2 separate regions of the Homo sapiens genome follow, and region 1 is linked to region 2. The links are chromatin loops, found by intact Hi-C in ENCODE. Cell type or tissue: heart left ventricle. All regions are shown on one strand. Each heading gives the region's core, and the rest is flanking DNA. Links, peaks and the distances in the headings are about the cores only. Region 1 has its middle 93 kb from the start of CAPN13. Region 2 overlaps CAPN14 (calpain 14).

What was found. A loop is a pair of places that touch in the nucleus more often than their neighbours do. Peaks named below come from ENCODE experiments on the same cell type or tissue, not always from the same donor. Only the 100,000 strongest peaks of a DNase experiment are listed, where the experiment ranks them.
Region 1: it touches region 2 in a loop (12-fold over the local background); 94 of 110 quality-filtered maps call a loop at or near these places.

Annotation. Positions count from the first base shown.
Region 1 is chr2:30,712,135-30,717,507 of GRCh38, reverse strand. No RefSeq gene overlaps it. Among named protein-coding and RNA genes, the nearest start is that of CAPN13, 93 kb to the left of the region's middle. RefSeq lists a silencer at 2,378-2,437. In heart left ventricle, for the core only: CTCF peaks have their summits at 3,038 and 3,256 (motif pointing left); a DNase peak (open chromatin) is centred at 3,265.
Region 2 is chr2:31,167,916-31,173,288 of GRCh38, reverse strand. CAPN14 (calpain 14) reads left to right here. Exons shown (of 22, transcript NM_001145122.2): 22 at 1-233. Among named protein-coding and RNA genes, the nearest start is that of GALNT14, 32 kb to the right of the region's middle. In heart left ventricle, for the core only: a CTCF peak has its summit at 2,993; a DNase peak (open chromatin) is centred at 3,028.

The sequences.
Region 1 (5,373 bases), core at 237-5,236, 460 kb after region 2:
TAAGAGAACCAAGAAGCTGCTACTGCTACCCAAGCCAGACACTACAGGGAGCTGCCAGTAATGGTCCTGACCTCCTGCAGCCTAACACCAGTGACTTGCAAGACAAAACCTCACATCTGCTGAAACCCACCTGACTGCACAACTTGCTGGAGGCAGAATCATATGCCTTCTGCCTCTCTTCTGCCTTCCAAATGTCACCCACATGTATCTCAAGGGTGGGACTTAAAATGTACCTGGATCTGTCCTGGCAAGGGTATTTCTCAGGCTTCCAGCCCCTGCCAAATAGGAGAGAATATAGAAAGTGGTGTAAAAGCTGCCAGGTGCCAAGAGACAACAGCCAGCACAGAGAGGACGAAAATGGAAGGAGAGATAGAAAGACAAAAAGATGGAAATGGGGACCTGAGGAAGGGAGGAAACTTTAGACAGACGAGGAACAGATAGATGAGGCATGGCCAGGAGCAATACAGACAAATTAGATGGGAGAGACAGAGGATACGACAGAAATAGGAAGACTAAAACAGAAGGAAGAAGACTGGGGCCACAGGTGCTGGTAGGAGTATTGGCGATACAGCCCAGCCACGTGAAATCCATTCCCAGTGGAAATGTTTAGTTGCCCAACGCCATCAGAATTGTTTACCTCTGTTCATCTCAGACTTCTGAGGCTGTGAGTTTCAACATTTATATATGTAGGAATTGCCTTGAGTGACTTGTTTACAATTTTGTCTGAGATCCTAATCCAGAAGGTCTGGGGCTGGCCCTGGGGATCTGTGATTTTAAAGCTCCCCAGCTGACGGCACATAGTCCTTGGGTGACATTTCAGGAATCACCGCTTTTGCAACTTCGCTGACTGGTGGCAATTCTCTAGACTGCACCAACCAGGGTGACTGTGAGATCCCTAATGAATGCAAGCTTAAGGCCTACTGTGTTCAGAGGCTTCTTACCCGTCCCACCACAACCACACTCTGCTCCCTGGGATGTCACCAAGATCCCTTTCTACCACCTCCCAGTTCCCAGAGAACTGATGTCCTCATTGATTTTTACCTCTAAACAAGCTAATTAAGCAATAATCTTAAAAGAATCCATCACTCTGACAAGGTTGTTGATTAACAATCCTCCAGCCAAGCCAAAGTGCTTAATATCTCAGCAGAATGGTCAATAATGAGTACAGCAGTGGCACCCGGCTGCAGCAAAGCAGGTGATAGCTGTATCTGAGAAGACGGGTGCAGAATGGGTAATGGGCGCGACCTTGCCGCCTGGTGGAGGACAGAGGAGGGGAGGGTGGACGGGCTTGGGGCTGCACAGATGGGCCATCTCTAGCCAGACTCTAAACCATCCTTTCTGAGGCCACCAAATGCCCCCAGAGGACTTCTAAATCTCAGAGAAACTCTGGATCATAGGAGAAGGGTCATGTGAAAGGTGGTTAGACACATGGACAATTTTGGTTTTGTTTTGTTTTTGTTTTCCGAGACAGTTTTGCTCTCATTGCCCAGGCTGGAGTACAGTGGCACGATCTCAGCTCACTGCAACCTCTGTCTCCAGGGTTCAGGTGATTCTCCTGCCTCAGCCTCCCGAGTAGCTGGGATTACAGGCGCCCGCCAGCCACCACGCCCAGTTAATTTTTGTATTTTTAGTGAAGACAGGGGTTTCACCATGTTGGCCAGGATGGTCTGGAACTCCCGACCTCAGGTGATCCACCCGCCTCGGCCTCCCAAAGTGCTGGGATTACAGGCGTGAGCCACCACGCCCGGCCGACATGGAAAATTTTGCAGCTGTGTCAGTGATATACCCACTCAGAGAAGAGACAGGCAAGACGATAAAATGACTGCCTTTGAGAGGACAATGTTAAGTCCAGGGTAATGTTATCTTTCTCTTTTCTATACTTAAACACTCTTATTTTAAACACCTCTCTGTTCCCTTAAAAAACATTTTCTTTTTTCTGCCTTGGAGGATAGGCTCTTTGACCAAGTGGAATGTGGTAAAACACTGTCCCCGATGGTCAGAATTGTTGCAGCTTCAAATCCTCCAAGGTCCAAAGATTCCTGCCCATTCAATCAGTATCCAGTGTGGGCCACAGAAGGTGGAGCATCCAGGCAGCCCAGCAGGAGCATGCACCATCCAAGCTGCCACAGCTCCATCATCTTCACCTGACTTCATCTTGGTCTGAATCCTAGTCTCACTTTTGCTGTTGTTTGCATAAAGATTGGATGAGCTTGACAAGTACTCTGGACCAAAAGGAAGGAAACTGGCCCCACTTGTGATCTCTGGTCACTGACATGCCACGTCATCTTGCCTCTTTAAGAGTTTCCATTTCCATTCAACCACAAAGTCAGGCCCTCCCTATGGCTAAATTGGCAACATTAACCCACAGTGTGAGTAGGGCAGGGCCTAGGTTATATTCTCAGTCTTGCAACTGCCTCTGTCTGACATTAGTCAGATTCTCCAGTTGGGGGTTTTGCCTGGCCCCTAAATTCTTTCCTTCTAACTCCCTTGTTCTCTGAGACTCTGCCATGGCTTACGCCTAAAGGGCTTTCCTAGAGCCCAGTTCTCCCATTTCGCAGCCTGACAAATAAAATCAATTTCGCCTCTGTTAGAGCCATTGCAACTTCACTACCCATGTATTGAGCCTGGAGTAAGTGCTCAATAGATGTTAAGGGAGTGAATGAATGAGCACATGTGGTGTAAAGATACGCACCACGGGGGAGTGGACAGAGCACTGGGTGAGAACAGAGCACTGGGTGAGAACTCTGGAGTCTAAGGTTCAAGTCCCGGTTCTGCCTCCATCAAGCTGTGTGCCTTAGGGAAATGGCCTTCTCTTCTGGGCTTCCTTCTCCAAAAATGAAGGGGCTGGACTTGCAGATTTCTAAGGTTCCTTCCATGTCACAGACTTGGAGATCCACGTCCTAACAGATTCTACTCCGCAATCATCAGCGAGGGGCAGCAATTAACAGCCAGAAAAAAGCCCCTCCAATTCAGCAACAGCAGCTCTGCTGAGACCCATGCTCTCTGGGGCAGTAAGTCAAAACAGTCCTCCCCTTCTTTAGCCTGGGAGTTGCTGCTTCTTTTATGATGCTTGTGACAATGAAAATTAAAAACCCCTTTCACCTACCTGAGGTTGGCGGTTAAGCCAGCGTTCACATGTTTTGGGGAGGTTAAAAAAAAAAAAAAAAAAAAAAAAAAAAAAAAAAAAAAAAAAATCTGGCCACTGTGCAGCCGCAGATAATGGTGCGACAGTGACACCTAGTGGTCATCTCCACTAATTACTGCTCAGCCCTGCTGCTCAGCACTGCAAGCCAGGAGTTTGCCGGAAGTCAGGCCCTCCCTATGGCTAAATTGGCAACATTAACCCATAGTGTGAGTAGGGCAGGGCCTCGGTTGTAATCTTAGTCTTGCAACTGCCTCTCTGTCTGACCTTAGTCAGCTTCTCCAATTGTGGGTTTGGCCTGACCCCTAAAGTCCTTCCTTCTAATTCCCTTGTTCTCTGAGACCCTGCCATGGCTTATGACTTATAGTTGGGAGTCCTAGGCCCAGGTGGAGAGCAGGATATCCATACCAGGTAGGAGCAGCTCTAGGACCCCAGGGTCCAGCACTGGGACCCTGGGGTTCCACCCAGGATGATTATGCACATCCCTGTCCACACATTCAGTTCCACGCAGCCGCGAGGCAGGACCACACAGCCAGGCCATCAACCATGGATGTTACAGCCAAGGGCTGCCTCCATTTCAGCTGCCAAGGTAGGAGAAAGTAACAAAACCAGCCAGAGAGAAGCCTGGGGGAGCTGACTTTCTATTGGTGGCAGGGGGCAGTTCACCTGGTTTTGCCCACTTTGTGCAACAGAATCTTGCCCTCTTGCTGGGGTCTGTAGGGTTCAGATATCTCTAAAGAACAATGCAGATGGGTTCTTCTTAGCACATTTTACTGCCTATATGTACACCCCACAAACTACAAAGGGTGGAAAGGGAAGCTATGGGTTGAGGCTTTAGAACCTCCCCCACAGGTCACAAGTGCTCACGGTTTAACATGGCTGGGGACATAGTGGCTGAGCTTGTTGAGTCTTTCCTGAGTTCCACATTATTCTTTTTTTTTTAGATGGAGTCTCGCTCTGTCACCCAGGCTGGAGTGCAGTGGCGCGATCTCGGCTCACTGCAAGCTCCGCCACCTGGGTTCACGCCATTCTCCTGCCTCAGCCTCCCGAGTAGCTGGGACTACAGGTGCTGGGCTTTCTGCCACTTGAATCCTGTTTCTTATCACCCGTGTTTGGTCTGTGTTTATGAGTCTTTCTCCAAATGTCATCTGTCCGTACTGCATGGTTTCTACAGAAGACCTTGGTGCCTTCCAATATGCCCACCACTAAAATGCTGGGTGAGGCTTTGCTGATTTCCTCACCCTTACTCCTCATGGTTTTCCCCAGACCATGACCAGGAAGTATGCAATGGTCACACTCTGCGAGCCCTCAAAGGAGGAAGTCATTTGTTCAAGTTGGGGTTGCAAACTCCAGAGCTGCCATAGTTTCTGGCGGTGTGTGGTAATTTTCCCTTGTCATTAAATGACATATGTAAAAATGCTTTTCTGGGCCAGGTGCGGTGGTTCACACCTGTAATCCCAGCACTTTTGGAGGCTGAGGCTGGCAGATTGCTTGAAGTCAGGAGTTCGAGACCAGCCTGACCAACATGGTGAAACCCCGTCTCTACTAAAATATGAAAATTATCTAGGTGTGGCAACATAGCTTGTAATCCCAGCTACTTGGGAAGCTGAGGCAAGAGAATTGCTTGAAACCAGGAGGCAGAGGTTGCAGTGAGCCGAGATCGCACCACCGCACTCCAGCCTGGGCAACAGAGCAAGACTCAAAAAAAAAAAAAAAAAAAAGCTTTTCTGGAGGTGGAGAGAAGGTGAACTATTATTTTAAAACACCTACTATATAACAGACAGAGTCCAGTCAGGAGACAAAAATCACACCAGCAATTTGAATAAGGAAAATGTAATATAAAAAATTATAGGCCGGGCATGGTAGCTCATGCCATAATCCCAGCATTTTGGGAGGCTGAAGCAGGTGGATCACCTGAGGTCAGGAGTTCGAGACCAGCCTGCCCAATATGGTGAAACCCCGTTTCTACTAAAAATACAAAGATTAGCCGGGTGTGGTAGCGGGTCGCTGTAATCCCAGCTACTTGGGAGGCTGAGGCAGGAGAATCACTTGAACCCAGGAGGCGGAGGTTGCAGTGAGCCAAGATCACACTACCACACTCCAGCCTAGGCAACAAGAGCAAAACTCCATCTCAGAAAAAAAATATATATATTATGAAGTAGTAAAAGGTGTTAACTTCTAAAAGGGGCAAAAGAGGACTCTAAGGAATACAGGAATAATAAGTGCAGGAA
Region 2 (5,373 bases), core at 214-5,213:
GAAAGTATTTTATTTAGGAAAAAAAACCCTTCATTTATTCCAAATGATAAAATGTAAAATGGGTTTCCATAAAGTGCCAGATACATGAGATGTTGTTGATTTTATAAATGATGATCATGTATTTACAGCCTTTTACAGTTTTTTATATCCATTGACTTATTTGTGTCTTTGTCTTTAAAATCTGCCATTGCAAATAGCTGTTTTAATAAACCAATTTTGCCTTGGCCCCTGAAGGCAGTTTTGGAGATATTTTTGGGTGATGGGAGGGTGACACCATGATCCTACTCATGACATTTAGACTATAGTGTGCTGGCTGTGTTGGTGCAGATAGATCTATCTCCACATTGATTAAGCCTGAGAGCCCCTCTGGTGACTTCTCAGTGGGTGGTTTGAGTGGTCCTACATCACTCAGGTGCTAGCCTCACTCTCCTGAGTCTAGGTATCTGCACTGTGGCAACTCAAAGATGACCTGTCTTTGCTGACACCCTTCCTCCAGATTCTCTCCTATACCCCCAAAGCTGAGTACTGAAGACCAGGGGGCAGAGCAATCTCCCCACTCCCACCACGCTTCCCCATCTTCTGTCACTCCAGGGGAAGCAGGGGCGGGAAAATAGAGATCTGGGGCAGGAGAAACTGGGCAAGCACCAGGGTGAAGTCAGCTGAAGGGCTGAGAGTTGACCATCAGCAGTTCTGGAATATCGAAAGCAGAAAGTCTGCCATGAATAAGAAAAAGTGGAAAGTGCAGCCAAGGAGGAGTGAGAAATCACCTGCCAGTGCCAAGGAGGGTGAGGTCAAGGAATCCAGAGGTTGGGTTGTCAAGTCCAGCCCACGCAGGGAAAGCATATCAAAGTGAGGCCTGTTCCAGGCTGTCACAATCTCAGGAAAACAGGACTCTACCTGAACAAGAGGAGATGAAAATACCTACCATTTATTTATCCCTGGTCTTGTTTCTTCTTTCATGTTTTGTATAAAACTTCAGTTATCCAAAGAGAACCTTCTAGATTGCAGATGTGGCCTGGAGCAAGGCACTTCCTGGCTGACTGTAAATAGCACTGTTTTCCTGCCATTGCTGTATTGAGTTAGAGAAATGATTTTGGCTTCCAGGATTTTGAACCTGATGTTTCCCCAATGAAGTATATGTATTTAGATTTATAATGAAGGAAAGGAGGAAATGAGTGTTGTGGGTGATGAGTAGGTAAAAGCGGGCATCATGGAGAAGCAGGCTGTGTATCAAGCTCTCAGGATCTCTGCAAAGATGGTCCTTTGGGGTCACTGGTCTCAGGTCCTGGGTTACCATCTTTTCTCCAGTGTCCTGAGGACAGAGAGGCTACCAAATCCAACAGAAATGAAAGAGAAGAGAGGTGAGAAGATGCACTCTAGCTGTGTGACATTGGACCTCAGTTTATTCATTTGTAAAATGGAGCCCAAATGCCTCCATTCCTGGGTCATTGTGAAGATTAGATAATGCCAGCAGGCTGTAGGCACCCAATGAATGAAGCTCCAATTTTTCCCCTGAGGTAGAACAAGTAATTTCTACAGCTACTATTACTTATTTTTATTTTGGTTTTTAGAGGACATAGTGAAACACCCATGGTTTTATGCTCTATTTCTCTTTTCCTCATCTTCTTCCACATCCTCTTTCTGAATGTATCAAACTACTTCCTTGAAGTGGGGCACCAGGAGGGCCACTCCAGTCTCCAATGCAGGGACTCAGGGGCAGGGATCTCTGAGAAAGTGGCCATCTCGTTATTAAAGCTCTGTCCTCTGCTTCCCTCTCACCTCAGAAGCAGCCCGTTTATTCAACAGAGCTCCAGGTTGCCAGCTAGGGGTTTTCGGGACCATAGACCAAGCAACCCCGAGAGACTGAGTACTGACCTGCAGTTGTTCCAGAAACTCTGCTGGGAATTAGGTTGTGACCTAGAAGTGAACTGACACTAACAGTGAGAAGGCAGGGTAAGAATGCAGTCTAGAGCGCAACCTTTCTCCACTAGACTTGTAAGTAATTTAAGTGAATCCTGTCCCCCTGGGGTTCTATCCTGGCTGGCTCTGCTGGTGAACTTGACTGGCCAGCATAGGGCACTTGATGAGACCCTGGAATGCTGAGGCCAGTTGGGCAGCAAGCTTTCACCTCATCCTTCTGCCCATCTATCCAGCCATTCAAACATTCATTCGCCTGAAGACATTTATCAAGCTCCTGCAATGGGTCAGGCATCTGCTAGGCACTGGGGACACAGAGCTCACAGTCTCCTGGAGGGGGTGAGAGATGACTGACAGGTGGTCTGTGGTGCAGTGTGACCTGGGAATGCACACAGTACTGTGGAAACACGGGAGAGGCATCTAGCACAACCTGAGAGGGCCAGGGGAGGCTTCCTGGCAGGTTTCCCTTTAACCATCTTAAGGGAAAGAGGCACTAGGTAGGAAAATAAAGGGACAGTGGTGTCCCAGACAGAGGGCACTCTACATGGAAAAAAAAAAAAAAAAGAAGACACTAAAGCAAGGGATGAAATGGAGTGCTTGGAACACAGCAAGAGATTCAGAGAAGCCAGAACTTATCTCTGTTGCAAGAAAACCAAGGCTGCTGGGGCAGGCAAGGGCTGATCCCTGCAGGATCTGCCATGGAGTCTGGGTCCTTTCTTGAGAGGCTGAGCCATCATCCAAGAAGTCTAAGCCTGGTCATGAGATGCCCAATCCTTTCCTCTACACCAGAAAGGCTAGGAAGTTAACAGAGTACAGGGGGAGGGAGGTTCAATTCCCTACATTGGCCCTTAGTTCAGGGGACCTTGATCAAATAGCTTAACCTTTTTGAATCTCTACAGCTTCATCAGTCACATGGTGATGACAATATCGACCTCATAGGGCTCTAATGCAGGCTAGATGAAGTAACATATGTGAGCATTTATGGCATTTGGCAGTGCACTTAAAAACGGTGAACTCCACAGACTTCTTTGTGGGGAGGGCACCTTCCTTCCCACTTTTGTGGTATGTGCAGTGGCTTATGTCAACGCTAGGTGGTGCACGATCCCCACACCAGGACATCTTCCAGCTACAGGACCACAGATGACAGTTTCAGCACAAGCTCTTCTGGGAAACCCTGGCTAATGGAATACCTTGCCAGCCAGACTCAGCCCAAAAGGCCAGCTTCAGCCTCACATGGATTCACTTGTCTCTCCTTGTCTCTTTTTTCTGACTAGTGTTTAATTTATGTACTGTACTCTATTTTATATATTGCATTTGTTTCTGAAATTTCTTTCATTTACTTAAGTGCTCAGCTGAAGTGCATCTCCTTGAGGGATATAGCGGCACCCAGCCCATACATCCTGGCATCACAGCACCTGGTTTAGCACATAGCTCATGTTTAATATTTACCAATTTAATGAATGAATGACTTTAAAGTAATTCAGGTGAATCCTGTCATTTAAAAAGTCAGTCTCTACTCAAGTTGCTAACTGAAAATATCAATATATAAGGTTTGCCTAAAGAGACATGTGACTTCTCACTAAAGGGTCCCTCTCTGGTGGCCTAAAGTTTAGAGTCATTCTGATGCCAAATGGCAGGTCCTGACTGAAGAGGCAGTTCAAACCATCACAGATGCCCTCTGAACACGTTCTTCATATCCCGAAATTCAAGATACTAGGGCATCACTTTCTTTTACCCATTCAGAATTCCTTCTCCTGGGAGGATCAACCATTGGGTCAAGTTCCTGAACCTTTTGCTTTCAGGTCGCAAATCACAGAGTGAGTGGTGGGAGGTGGGTGGTCCTGGGCCAGACCCAGGCTCGGGAGAGGCCTGGTATTTAAGCCCCATGCTGGCTCCTGTCTTTATCTTCCATTTTAAGCCTGGGCTTGCATGGTTTCTCCCACTTGCAGAAGAAAATTATGCCAGAAGCCGCATAGCTCAAGACAGGTAGGGTGGGGTGTTGGAAAGGGCAGGCCTCACCTTGACGAGGGGTCTGGGTATTTTTGGTTCTTAAAAGCCATCCATGGAGGCTTCAACAAGTTCCCTAACTTCTGAATTCATCTATTTTAAAAAGCAATTGTGTGCTATTAGAGGGGGTTGGACTGTATAACTTCTAAATCTGCATCTGCCTGGAGATAGCAAATTTGCCAAGAGCACAGGCTGGCCTTTACAAAGGTGCCCGCCTAAGTCCAGCTGTGTCAGTTACCTTTGGCGAGTCGCCACTGTTTGACTCTGTGGTCCAGAGGCCCCTGTGAGGATCTCGTGCCACCACACACATAAGCTGATTGGCATCATGCCGGGCTTCAATGTGTGGTTCACTGTTACCCTTCACAGCCATGTTAACTGCACAGGAGAGTCCCACCTCCACTCTCCAATGGTCTGGGAGGACCTTTCTTCAATAGGGGAGAAGCCAAGTGGTTTCTGAACCAGAGAAAACCGGGCGCTACCATCCTCTGGTGCCTGAAATCCGAGCTTCAGCTCTGCTTGGAAACATCTATTTGAGGACTTTTGGACAAAGGAATCATTTCCCAGAAGGGATCTCTTGGCCAGATGAAATAATTAAAGTGATCCTTGTTTTTAGTTTGACTTCCACTAGCCTCACATGAAGTCTCACCTGAGGGGGAGCCTCACCAAGTGTGATGTTCCTGTCATCCAGCTATCGAGACCCCTTGGGTCATTGGCAGCAACAGCAAGAGGCAGCTCTGCAGAAGCTGTGCAGCCAGCAGCAGCAGCAGCACACACACAAGCAGCCCTGGTGGCCCAGGCTGCGGGACCCCAGGCCAGCCCCCTCCACTCCTTCACCCTTAGTATCACACACCGTTGGAGAAGTGGGCCCACGTCAGGCCCTGCGGAAGGCTGCCTGGTGCACAAACGCTTACTCCTCTTTCAAGTGGCTTTGGGTTCCTTGGTTGCAGCTTTGCTGGTTGACTCATACAGAACATTCTTTCCCTGGTCCTTGGCTTCCTTGACAAGGGAGGACTCAGAGATTGTTAGAGTGCCCTTAGCATGGGGTTTAATGCTGAGAGGACTATGGTGTTCTCAGGGTGCAGATGCTCTTCTGCTCAAACTGCTGCCCTTCTGCCTAAGCAGATAAGCTTCTGGAGGGACTGAGCTGCAAGGAAGCCTCCTGTGGACTCCCATTGTGGAATAAAGACCATGCAGTGAGGTCTGCAGGCATTGACTGGAATAGGCCCTGTGAGATTGCTGCTCAGGCCTGCTTATTGCTGCAGCTCCTTTCTCTGGGATGTATGTGTGTGTGTGTGTGAGCCTGTGTGTGTGTGTGTGTGTGTGTGTGTGTGTGTGTCTTATACCCAGGGTACCAGAAGTGATAGCTTCTTCAGATCAGACTGTACAAGGCTCAGGAGTCAGAAGAGTTGGGGGTCCTTAAGGGAGTGAAAATAACCCAGGGGTGGGCTG